Regions from separate parts of the Homo sapiens genome. Here region 2 is linked to region 1. Evidence: read pairs that join two places in POLR2A ChIA-PET (ENCODE). Cell type or tissue: MCF 10A. All regions are shown on one strand. Each heading gives the region's core, and the rest is flanking DNA. Links, peaks and the distances in the headings are about the cores only.

Region 1 (8,715 bases), core at 3,414-5,913:
CCAAAATATTAATGAGATTATAGCAACCTGCAGCTATATGTTACAGCTTGTTAATGGAGTGTAAGAGAGCGAGCTGCCAAACGTTTGTTATGCAAACTCCATAGAAGAACCTTAAAATGGAAATGTGATTGTACATCTCTTTCAAAGAAATGCCAGCAATAAAAAAAGAAAGAAAGAAATAGAATGGAGAGAAAAGGGGTTAAAGCTCTCATTTGAACTTTGATCACTCAATTTACCACAGTGATTTGACTTTTCTCGCATGTCTTAATGGGTTAGTAAAATGTATCCCCCCTTTTCAATCAACTGTGTTATAATATTTCCAGTTCTATATTGTTATAAAGACTATATCAGTATAGTATTTCGGATATTCCGTTATGGTTGTTTTTCTCTTGAGGAGAAATGTAAAGAATGTCCTTAAATGAAGCTGGTGTTATTTTCAATTCCTATGTAATGCCACTAATATTTAAAAGTATAAATATCCACCTACTGTGGTGGTACAACACCTCCCCACCAACATTTAGATAGCTGTAGCTCTTATCTATTGATTTCCTCAGAGAAAAATTATGAGAACATTGACCTAGCGGCCAGGAGTACTAAGATCAGTTCTGGATATTGACACTTTCTAGCTGTGTGATTTTGGGGGCAAATTAGGGACAGCAGTTTCCTCATTTATGAAAGATGTGAAGGAAGATGTTCCTGATGTCCTTTCTGTTTTGCAATTTCTATGAGACAATGAAAAATATTAACGTTGGACAAGGTCTTTCTCCTCTTTGATTGACACAAAATGAACAGAAATGGTTTTGAAAAATGAAACATAGATTTTCTTTGAGGAAAAAAGAAATCACCTTTTCCTTCCTCCTGTCCTTTTCTGAGCCAGATTCAGAACAGGTAAAATGAGTCTAGGTCCTTGTCACATGCATGCGAACACACTAAGCAAATAACTATAAAAATATGCGTGCTCTCATCCCGCAAGGTTGCTGTATGTCCATACCTGTTGGGTCTGCTTATTGAGAGCGAAATGGAAATGTGTTAGAAGCAATCGCTTGATTTATTCAGCAGCCCGAAGATTCCTGATGTTTATCGTGAGCACGGCAAACTCGATGGGTGCAAAAGGTTATCTAAGGGACAGGTGCATTATTTCTGCCCTGGAAAGTGTCACCAGCCGCCTGCTCGCTTCTCCCAGAGAGCTGGCGGACGTTCTCTGCATCTCTTGGTCGGCTTCCGCTGAAAGCCACAGATACCCAGGTGGTCAGTAAAAAGCTGGTTCTGCAGTTTCTTACTTAAGGAGACCAGAACCTGCGCTCCCTAGTGCATTACTCTTTCTGCAAACCCAGTTTGTGGCGCTTTCCTTTTCTTTTTGGCGCTTTTCTCTTTTCAAGGTGCTAGGAGGAGAAGAGGATGCAGGAGTGATTATACTAACCTTCCCTTGCTCTTTTTGGTGCTTCATTTCCCAGCAATTTGTTATCCCAGTGAGGCCTCAAAAGATAAAAGACTTGGCTTAAAATCAGCGTCTCAAATTCAACGATGTTTATCCAGTGGAACGTTGCCGAATATTTAGTTTAATAAGTAGTCCTACTCTCGTGTTTGCCAAATTTATTTTTTTAATTCCACTTTCTTCTCTCTCTCTCTCTCACTGTCTACACACACACACACACACACACACGCACACGCACGACTATTAGCTTTTCCAAAACCTATGATCCTGAGACCCAGAATAGGTTTTTCCTTAGTGAGAACACCTGAGGTGAGAGTGACAGCACCGTTTAGTTTATGCAATTGACTCAGAAATGTAGTTGAATATTTTCTACATAGAAGCTAATTTAGAAAGACAAAATAAAGACAGACATTAGCTTCTACATTGGGAGAAACAGAATTGTGTGAAAAGAAAAAAATGAGTGGAGGTCAACAAATTCCCAGGGCAACTACACACTTCTAATTTTTGAATCAATTAATCCCATTCCTTTTTTTCCCTCAAGTTTTTTTCTGTTATCATCTTTGTCTCTTCTGGTCTTCTTCTCCCAGAAGAGAGAGAGAGAGAGGCATAGACAGTGTGCACTGCGCTTGACCTATGTGAAAAATTTTCAGCTTGAGTAGGTTTTATGAGTGGACATAGCTAACCCTGGTAAAGTTAACTACTCCAGGCTAGGTTCTAGCAAACCTAAAACTTATGGCCTCCCCCCCTTGCAGATGTTGTTGGGGCAAGGAGTAAAGAAGACTGGGAAGATCCTGGCCATCAAAGAGGCAAAACTGTGCTGCAAATTTGGAAGAAGTTTTATCTCACAATTTAATTATTGACTTGAGTGCTTTTCTTTGAAGGGGTTTTGATACTACCTGAAGGCACCAAGTTTACAACATTTTTCTTCAAAACTGTAAGATCGCATAAATGACATTGAATAGAAGACTTAACTCAATTCTTCAAAGTCATTCATTTGAAAATTGTTTTCAGTAGTTATACTCAAGGAATAAGTGACAAAAGGCTTCTTTTCACATTTATTTTAATCATTTGCAAAACAAAATACATTAAACAAGGGCAGTTGGCTTTGCTAAATTAAAATAAAATGATCTCGAGTAGAAAACGTAAAAAATGAATCAAGATAAGTAGAAATGGTAGCAAACAATAATAAATAAGTTTTCTAATATTAACAAAGCAAAATAAAATTGACCAAATGCGTTTGACACTACTAGATTTTTTTTAATTTTTCATTTTTTAAACAAACATTTGCAAAGAGCTTAAGAATTATAAGTGGCTGTGTTTAAAAAAAAAAAAACTGGTCTGCAATTGGCAGTTGAGTTTCTCCTGGAGCCACCACCGCAGCAGCGGCTGATAAAGTGCGTGCGCGGAGTTTCCTAAAAGACGCCAACGTTCTCGCGATCGGATGCACATACTGGGTATGTTTATACAATATATAAACCTTAAAGTTTCTTGTTTTCTAACAATTCCATAGTCAAAAGTTATCCACTTTGGAAGCACTAATTTTGCGTTTCATTGTGCATTTTGGAAAACAACTTCGGAAGACTAAATCTCCCACACTTGAGTGCGCAACACACAAGGATGGATGCCCAGGGCGTAAAATAAATTAAACCCAAACCAGTGACAGAGAAGATGCGACGTTTTAGCAGCGTATTGGCAGCAGGGAACTAGAATAATGATGCCATATACGGGTACCTACAATTATACCGTATCTATCTAAAGGGGGAGCAGAAGGTGGGCGGAAAGGACACAATTTTAACAGAAAGTTTTCATCAAACAATATGGACCGTAGGAAGTTTGGAACAGCGGCGGCATTTGCAAACCATCAAATGTAGCTGCCATCTGAAGCCAAGTCGTTGCTAAACAACGACCATCGCAGAGCAAAAATTAAAGGGTGCGGGGATCTTTAACCGCGGGGCTTCCCGCGCACTGGGAAAGGGCAGTTTTGTTTCTGTCTCAGTTTTCAGGCTTCTGTCACCTTCCTAACTTGCCTCATCCGAGTCACTGTAATGGGAATGGGGGGAAAATTCCCCGTCGCTTCTGTGGGACCGAGGCGAAGTTTTGCTGTTTTCCTCCTGCACTGGCTGCAAGATGCTCCCGGGGAGAGAAGGAGACAAATTCTTTTGCGCCATCATCGCTGTCAGGGCGCTGTCCTCGAAAGTCGAGAAGTGCAGAGCGTCCAGCTGCACCGAGTACCCTCCCGCAGAAGCTGGGGCTGAGAAGCGAGTCCGGCAACTCCCGGGCGGGGTCGGCCGCTGGCTCCCTCCGGAAGCCTGCTGAGCCCCAGCTGCGGTCGCGTTGCCCGCGCCCCCTTCATAGGAGGCCGCGGTGCGAAGGTGGTGGTGGTCGCTTTTGCAGGAGGCTGGAGGCGGCGGTGGCTGTTCCCCTCCGCTGGGCGTTTGTAGCAGCTCGGACAAGGCGTTGATGTAGATTTGGGCCATCTGCAGGGTCTCATATTTGGACAGCTTCTTGTCGTTGTTGAACGACGGGATAACATTGCGCAGCTGGTCGAAGGCGTGGTTCAGCCCATGCATCCTGCGCCGCTCCCTGGCGTTGGCTGCTAGCCGTCTCTGCTTCTGCACCCCATTCACCTGTTTGCTGGAAGGGGCCCGTTGGCGGCTGCAGCCCAGCTCGTCTACCACCACCCCGCCTTTCAGCTTGCACAGCTGTTCCCGCACTTTCACCGGCCCGGGGCTCTTGCTGCTGCTGGCACCGCCGCTGCTCCTCCTTACCAGCTCCCCCCGGCCGTCCACCTCGTCCCGGGGCGCAGCGGCCTCTGAGGCACCCAGCTCCGGGGAATGTAGCAAATACTGGGCGGCGCGTGCCGTGCAGATGCCCTGCAAAGTGGGAGCCAGCCAGGCGCGTGGGTCGGTGCTGTCCAGGAGGGACAGCTCAGGCGGGTAGACGGGATGCTCTCTCGCCTGCAAAGTTGCAGGTGGCTGCGGCGGCGGCGGCGGTTGCGGGAGATGATGCGGCTGGGGCTGGCGATGGTGGTCTCCCAACTCCTTCACTTCAGCCCACTCTTCTGCATGCAGCAGGCGGGACATTGCACTGCAAAGGCTCGGAGGCTCAGGATCGGAGGCAGCACTGGGACACCAGCTCAACCAAAAAAAAGGCCCTTTCCGGGTCTCTTCTGCAACGTCTTATTTTTTTTTCCCTCCTCGACCCTCCCCCACCCACTCGGAGATCACACACCAGGTCGCGTGCAACTATGCTTCTCCGGTTGCTGAAGGCGCTGCGCCCCTTTAAAAAGCGGCACGCGCCACTCAGTCTCCCCCCGCTCCTCTCCCAACCCCCTCCTCGCGCCGGTCGCGTGTCTTCTCAGCCAATGGAGGGCGCGGGCAGGCGCGTGCGAGCAGCCAATCAAAGAGTTTTTACACCCCGAGAAAAGTTCTTGTGTGCAGAGGACTCCCAAGCCTGCTCAGGTTTTTTTTTTTTTTTCCTTCTTTTAAATTCGTCAGATTCATATGTTAATTGCAGGGCTGTAATTCGACTCCGGTGTGTGTCACCACCCCGGCGGCTGGGGTGCGGGAGCGGTGCGGAGCCGGCTCTCGGCTGGTGCCCAAGCTGACTCGGGTCAGATGTGCACGACCGCGGGCGGCTCTGGGCGATTCTGGACCCGCCAGGCGCCCAGAAGCCACTCAAAGCAGAGAGAAGGCCGCCTACCCTGTGCTGCCCCCAAGCTAGGATCACAGCTCCCACTTCTGATGCCCAAGCATTTACGATTTCTCATGTATAATAGGATGTTTGTATTTATGTATGCAGGTATTTATAAATCTCTCATGCATGTTCATAGATATATAACTGCTACATGACGTCCATCATTTAAGATTGCTGTTGGAATAAAGGGGGAAAACCCACTCGTCTCAGAGTATGTTTCTTACTTTTGCTCCATCTTTTCATTTTTTACTTCAGATCTCTTAGTTCGACTTCGTCATATGATCTTTTTCTTAATGGAAAATAGAGCTGCGGTGTAGTGATAGCACACCAAATTCCAGATCCCCCAATTCTCTCTGTCCCCTTTCCCCAGCACCCTGCGGCCAATTAGGATTGTAATCTGCCTAAATCTCTCCGTTGAGTGTAATTTAGGGCCAGAATATTTTACGGTATTATGCAGAGTTTCAACACACACAGTAGGACTCCTCATTAAATGCCCAGCCAGGGGAGGGTGCCCAAAGTAAAATGAAAGGCGCCTGCATTCCCTGCAATCCTTAACACTTTCAAGGCACAGAAGTCCCAAGTTACCTACCCTTTTGCCTCGATCGCCCTCTCTTTACTGCGGGCTCGTGGCTTCCTCAGTTTAACCTCCTCCCGCCCCTCCGTTTAGTTAGGGTGGGCTTCCCCTTTCCAGCCCCCACCCCCACCCCACTCCGCCCCATACAATCAGGGAGGTCCTTGGCAAGGGGGGGAGGCCAATTCCCAGGTGAACGCCCCCTCCGGTCCTATTAGCCTCGGCCTAGTCTATTCACAGCAAAGAGCCAATCAGAAGCTCATTGGCCCTGGGCGCGCCCCAGCTTGCGCCCAGCGCGCCCTGGCTCTGGCTCCGGGCGCTCTCCTGCACCGCCCCTGGGGCGCGGGAGTGCGATGCAACCTGTTGATGCTACTGTTGCTTTTACTTTCCCAGTGGCTGTAATCCCGAAAGGAGTCTCATCCTCTAGGAGAGATGTTAAAAAAGAGCCCAAGAGATAGCTCCCTGGAATATGTCTTTGCAATGTCCAGAGGCAGTTGAATGTTGTTTTCGCAAACATTTGCCGGGGCTTGATCTAACCTGTCATCTAGAACTCCTTGGGCAGTAGATTTTCTGGGACTGGACTGGACATATCCTATAAAGATACAGAATGGCAGAATAGGGTGCTAAAATGATGTTTAAGACATTATTCTTCACCTGTTTCTTCTTCAACCTCGTCTGTTTGCTGGTGTCTAGGAATAGTCTTGGGCGTATCTTACGTGCCAGAAACTTCAGAGCTTTATTCTTGTGTGAATGTTTGGGCTCTGCTGAAATAAATGTTAAAGACACACAAAAGCAACAACAAAAAACAAACCTAATCTGAAAACCATCCATGAGAACAAAGAAAAAGAAAAGGCCATCTAATGTATTTTTTTTTTTTTGGGCAGAAAATTCTCCGTTTGGTGATTGAAGTGGGTGTTATTGAAATCGACTAATAATGCTGTTACTATAAATAGTGCTACCATATAAAATGTGCTTCTTGAGAAAATAATTGCTAGTAGCTGTAGATGCTTAAGTAGAACTTTCAGAGAGACAATTAACTGTCATCTATATATGTATGGCAGTGTAAGCAGCTAGTGCCTGGTAGTATCGGTTGTCTATATTGCATTTTTTTCCCTATACGTCCACTTTTTTTTCCAACTCTATCAGCTGAAAATTAATCCCGAAATTCTTTCACATAATGTCACTACCAAATGTGTAGGATGCCCAAATTTTCCTTGAGCTTGCATCATCCAAACTTTGTGCTTTAAATTTGATTGTATAATACACAATATTCACTTTCCTTTGAGTTTCAACAGTTTTATGGGCTGTAGTGAAATATTTGCTGAATATATAGAATATTGGTCCTAATATGCCAGGGTTACATATAACCTTTAGTATTATTACTTTTTTGAAGCAAACGTCAATTTTTAGGTGAGTAAATTAGAATGTTCCAGTAATGTGAGGGACAGTAAGAGTTTTGGTAGTTTACGGTGAAATATATTTATTTGGCCCTTAAAATAAGTAGGGACCTATTCTTCTCCTCCCTCCCTCCCTTTTTCTTCTCTTCTTTCTCCCCCATTAGGCAGAGCTGAGGAAGCTTGTCATCTGAACTGGGGAAGGGGGCACAGGGCCTTGAGCATGGGGTTGGAGTCTGAATAGTGTGATCAGGACATCCTTAAGGACAGTGTGTGTCATAGGATGTCAAAACACCTGTATTAGTTCCTTCTCACACTGCTTTGAAGAAATACCTGAGTCTGAGTAATTTATAAAGGAAGGAGGTTTAAATGACTCAGAGTTTCACATTGCTGGGGAGGCCTCAGGAAACCTACAATCATGGTGGAAGGCAAGGGCGAAGCAGGCACCTTCTTCACAGGGGGGCAGGATGGAGTAAGTGCAAGCAGGGGAAACGCCAGGCACTTATAAAACTATCAGATCTCATGAGACTCATTCATTATCACGAGAACAGCATGGGGGAAACTGTCCCCATGATCCAATTACCTCCACCTGGGGCTGCCCTTGACACGTGGGGATTATGGGGATTACAATTCAAGGTGAGATTTGGATGGGGACATAGGGCCAAATCATATCAACAACAAATTGAGTATCTGTGGGAGCTGGATGATGGCAGCAGCAGCACAGCCTGAGGTATCACAGTTTAAGCAGAGAGAGCTTCTAGTGTGTGTGGGCAGCCAGATTAGTTACATACAGAAGGATGAATGCAAAAAAGTAAATATTTGAGGAGAACGAGAATAGATTTCTCACTGTCAGAGAAGGGAGTTGCAAATATGGAAATGGAGGAAGCTGTGGTGATAGATTTGAATTGGAGGTTTGAATATGAGTTTCTAGTTTTTAATATATATGAATAGATGATATAGAAATAAATATATATAAATGTCATGCCTGTGTGTGTGTGTGTGTGTGTGTGTGTACCTATGTATTTTGTAGTTCTTTTCACTCTCAGTGTCTCAGTGCCTGAGATTAGCAATTGAACATATCTAGCTCCCAGATTTCAGTTTCTCAATAATGTTCTGCACTAAAAAGAGCTAGGGTTCTTGGAAAAATCATTTGATTTCAGGGATGAAGCAGAAAAAACACAAGATAACAAAAACCTCTTGTTTTCTCAGAAATAAGGAAGTGTTCAAAGAATGATGGAGACATGTCAAAGTACTGTAGAAGCTTGCTTGAAGCAGCTTCCGCTGACAACCCGTAGGACAATTTGAGTATCAAAATAAGTAATGGCAGTGACAGATTATCTTCCTGAGAAATAAAGAAATCCATGAATCTTAGACAGAACAAATAAATGCCTGAAGGTTTGAGAAATAATTATTAGTTACAAAATATTTATTGATTGCAAGTAAAATAAAATTGACTCTACCATGGAGATGTATAGCAGACACCAACTTTATCAAGTGATCAAAGTTAACATCACCAGTAATGAGACAGAACAAATTTAATTTATATGCCTTCTGTTAGGATGCAGAGAATGTATTATTACTTCTATGATATTCCTGCCAAAGATGCATATCCTGAAGCC
Region 2 (2,500 bases), core at 1-2,500, 430 kb before region 1:
AATTTCTTTCAAAATATAGTTGTATTTATTTTTCAAAAGGAGGCACTGAATACTTCATATGTAAAAGCTATATCAGAACTAGAATTTTTCAGATAGATAGCTGAAAATATATATTCTATAAAACATGACAAAAAATATTTTTAGTGGAAAGGATGAGAAAGTCCAAAAGCTATTTGAAATACTTGGGGCAAAAATGAAAATCCCATAAGCCAGAACTAAATCTAGGAAACTAAAATAAAACCATCTATTAGGAAAATACCACACGATTTTTATTCATGTCATCCTATTTAGCATATTTTTCCAAGTTATGACAAGAATCACATTAACAACTCTAAGTAATCACTGTGATCACAGTATTTCTAAGTTCAGCAAAAAGCTCAAGCAATAGTAATTAAGTGCTTTTTGGATATACTAAGATAACTAAATAAAATACAGTTTATAGCAATATACATTTTCCATATTTATCCTAGAATAACTTGGAAATATACAAAATATCCAATCTATTCTTAGCACTTCAAAAATGGCACTGTTAAATACTAAGTTTATTTGCATACTACTCTATATTTTTCACAGGGACAAAATTCATAATCACAATATGATCTCCTACTCCCCCTACTTTGTGCTTTTCAGGGGAAAGATCTATTCATAAGCAGCAGTATAGATAACAATCAGTGTCTTAAGGAGGTTCTATTAGAACTTTTAGCTAAAATACTTTTATTTTTAAATGCAACCAAAAATTATAGGCCATAAACCAATCTCATGCTGATTGTAGTATGTGTGTGTAATACATTGAAATGTGAGAGAAACCCAACAAATTAATCAGGAAATAAGGAATGAACATACATTAGGTGCCATTTATGTGCTAGTAACTATTAGATACCTTTTATTCAGTAACTCATTAAATCCTCGTAACAACTACCAAGACTAGCCTACCAAATCTAGATGAAAAAACTAAGGTTCAATTTCCAACATCACAAAGCTGGGTAAGAGAAAAATTCCATGCCCTTTTCACTGTATAACTAGTACCTCCCTAAATAAAATAATTTAAGACCTTAAAAGTTCAAAATACACTTTTTTTTTTCTGTAACCAACTACCATTTCTTTTCTTTCTTTTTTTTTTTTTTTTTTAACAGAAATTACTGTAACTGTTGAATTATCTGGGAGATAGACACAGCCCTGTCCTTGTGGTCTACGAACATTGGGAAACACAAGTAACAATTTCAAGCATAACCTCTGGTATAAACAAGGGAAACAACAAAAGTTCATGGGCACTCATCACAAAAAGACTAATAAAATCTAAGACCTAGTAATTCCTTATGGAGTAAGAAGCCAGAAATAATAAAAGAACTGTTTTAATGGAAAGATAAATTCACATGTCAGAACCTAGAGAAGCAACAGACAAGTCTGAACAGGAAGGCAGTAAGGGTATGAATCATTTTAATGCGTTCTAAACTGAACTTATGGGCATTAAAAAGCTATTGAAGGGTTTTAGAGAGTTCCTGTTTAGAAAGAACTCTATGAGAGTAATGTGAAGAAGGCTTGAGAGCAAAAAACTATTAAGAAGGCTTTGAGTTGAGAGACAATAGTGGTCTGTGTTGGACACGGAGAAACTGATAAGATTCACGATCTTCAGGAGGTAGAACCCATTAAGTGTGGGGAGATGAATGAAGAGTTAAGCCTGACTCCCAGACTTCTGGCTTCAATGCTAACAGATTAGTGGTACCATCTATTGAGATTAAAATTTACCAAGATGGCAAAGGAAGTCTGTTTCTGGATATATTAAATTTGGGGCAGCTACCAAATTTTCGAGAAAGAGCCAGTGGTTAGTTAAATAAAGATCTGTATCTTAGGGAAGAGATGTAAGCTGGAGAAAAAGATGCCACACAGGTGACCATCAAAGTCAAAGATGCTGATGAGATTACCTAAGGAAAAGCACATGAAATTGGAGATTAGAAGACTGAGAGCAAAACCTTGAAGAACACCAACATTTAGAAGCATTTAAAAAGACAGAGCAAGAAGAAATGTAGGATGTGGTATCAGAGAAGCCAAGGAAGAAATAATTTCAAAAAGTGAAGTGTTAAGTTTTAACTGCCAAAAAACAATAAACTGGCCGGTTGTGGTGGCTCACACCAATAATCCCAGCATGTTGGGAGGCCAAGGCAAGAGCACTGTTTGAGCCTAGGATTTCAAGACCCGCCTGGGCAACATGGCAGAACTCCATCTCTACCAAAAATACAAAAAATTAGCCGGTGTGGTGGCACGTGCCTGTGGTCCCAGCTACTCAGGAGGCTGAGGTGGGACGATGGCTTGAGCCCGGGAGTCAGAGGTTGCAGTGAGCCAAGACGCCACTGCATTCCAGCCTGGGTGATAGAGTGAGACCCCGTCTCAAAAACAAACAAACAAACTTAATCTTTCACCAATTATAATGAATTTATATAAAATACACCACATGGTAAATAATTTCTATAGTATTTCTCATGGACAGTTCTGAGTAATTAAA

What was found. Peaks named below come from ENCODE experiments on the same cell type or tissue, not always from the same donor. Only the 100,000 strongest peaks of a DNase experiment are listed, where the experiment ranks them.
Region 2: POLR2A ChIA-PET joins it to region 1 with 5 read pairs; 1 of 35 experiments calls an interaction of 5 or more read pairs at or near these places.

The regions. Positions count from the first base shown.
Region 1 is chr4:93,824,730-93,833,444 of GRCh38, reverse strand. ATOH1 (atonal bHLH transcription factor 1) reads right to left here and starts at 4,692. Exons shown (of 1, transcript NM_005172.2): 1 at 2,481-4,692. The coding sequence starts at 4,518. The coding sequence ends at 3,454. RefSeq lists an enhancer at 5,870-6,575. In MCF 10A, for the core only: no CTCF peak of the experiment used is centred there; a DNase peak (open chromatin) is centred at 4,964.
Region 2 is chr4:94,261,518-94,264,017 of GRCh38, reverse strand. The region is part of intron 9 of SMARCAD1 (SNF2 related chromatin remodeling ATPase with DExD box 1); the gene reads right to left. Among named protein-coding and RNA genes, the nearest start is that of SMARCAD1, 55 kb to the right of the region's middle. In MCF 10A, for the core only: no CTCF peak of the experiment used is centred there; a DNase peak (open chromatin) is centred at 1,407.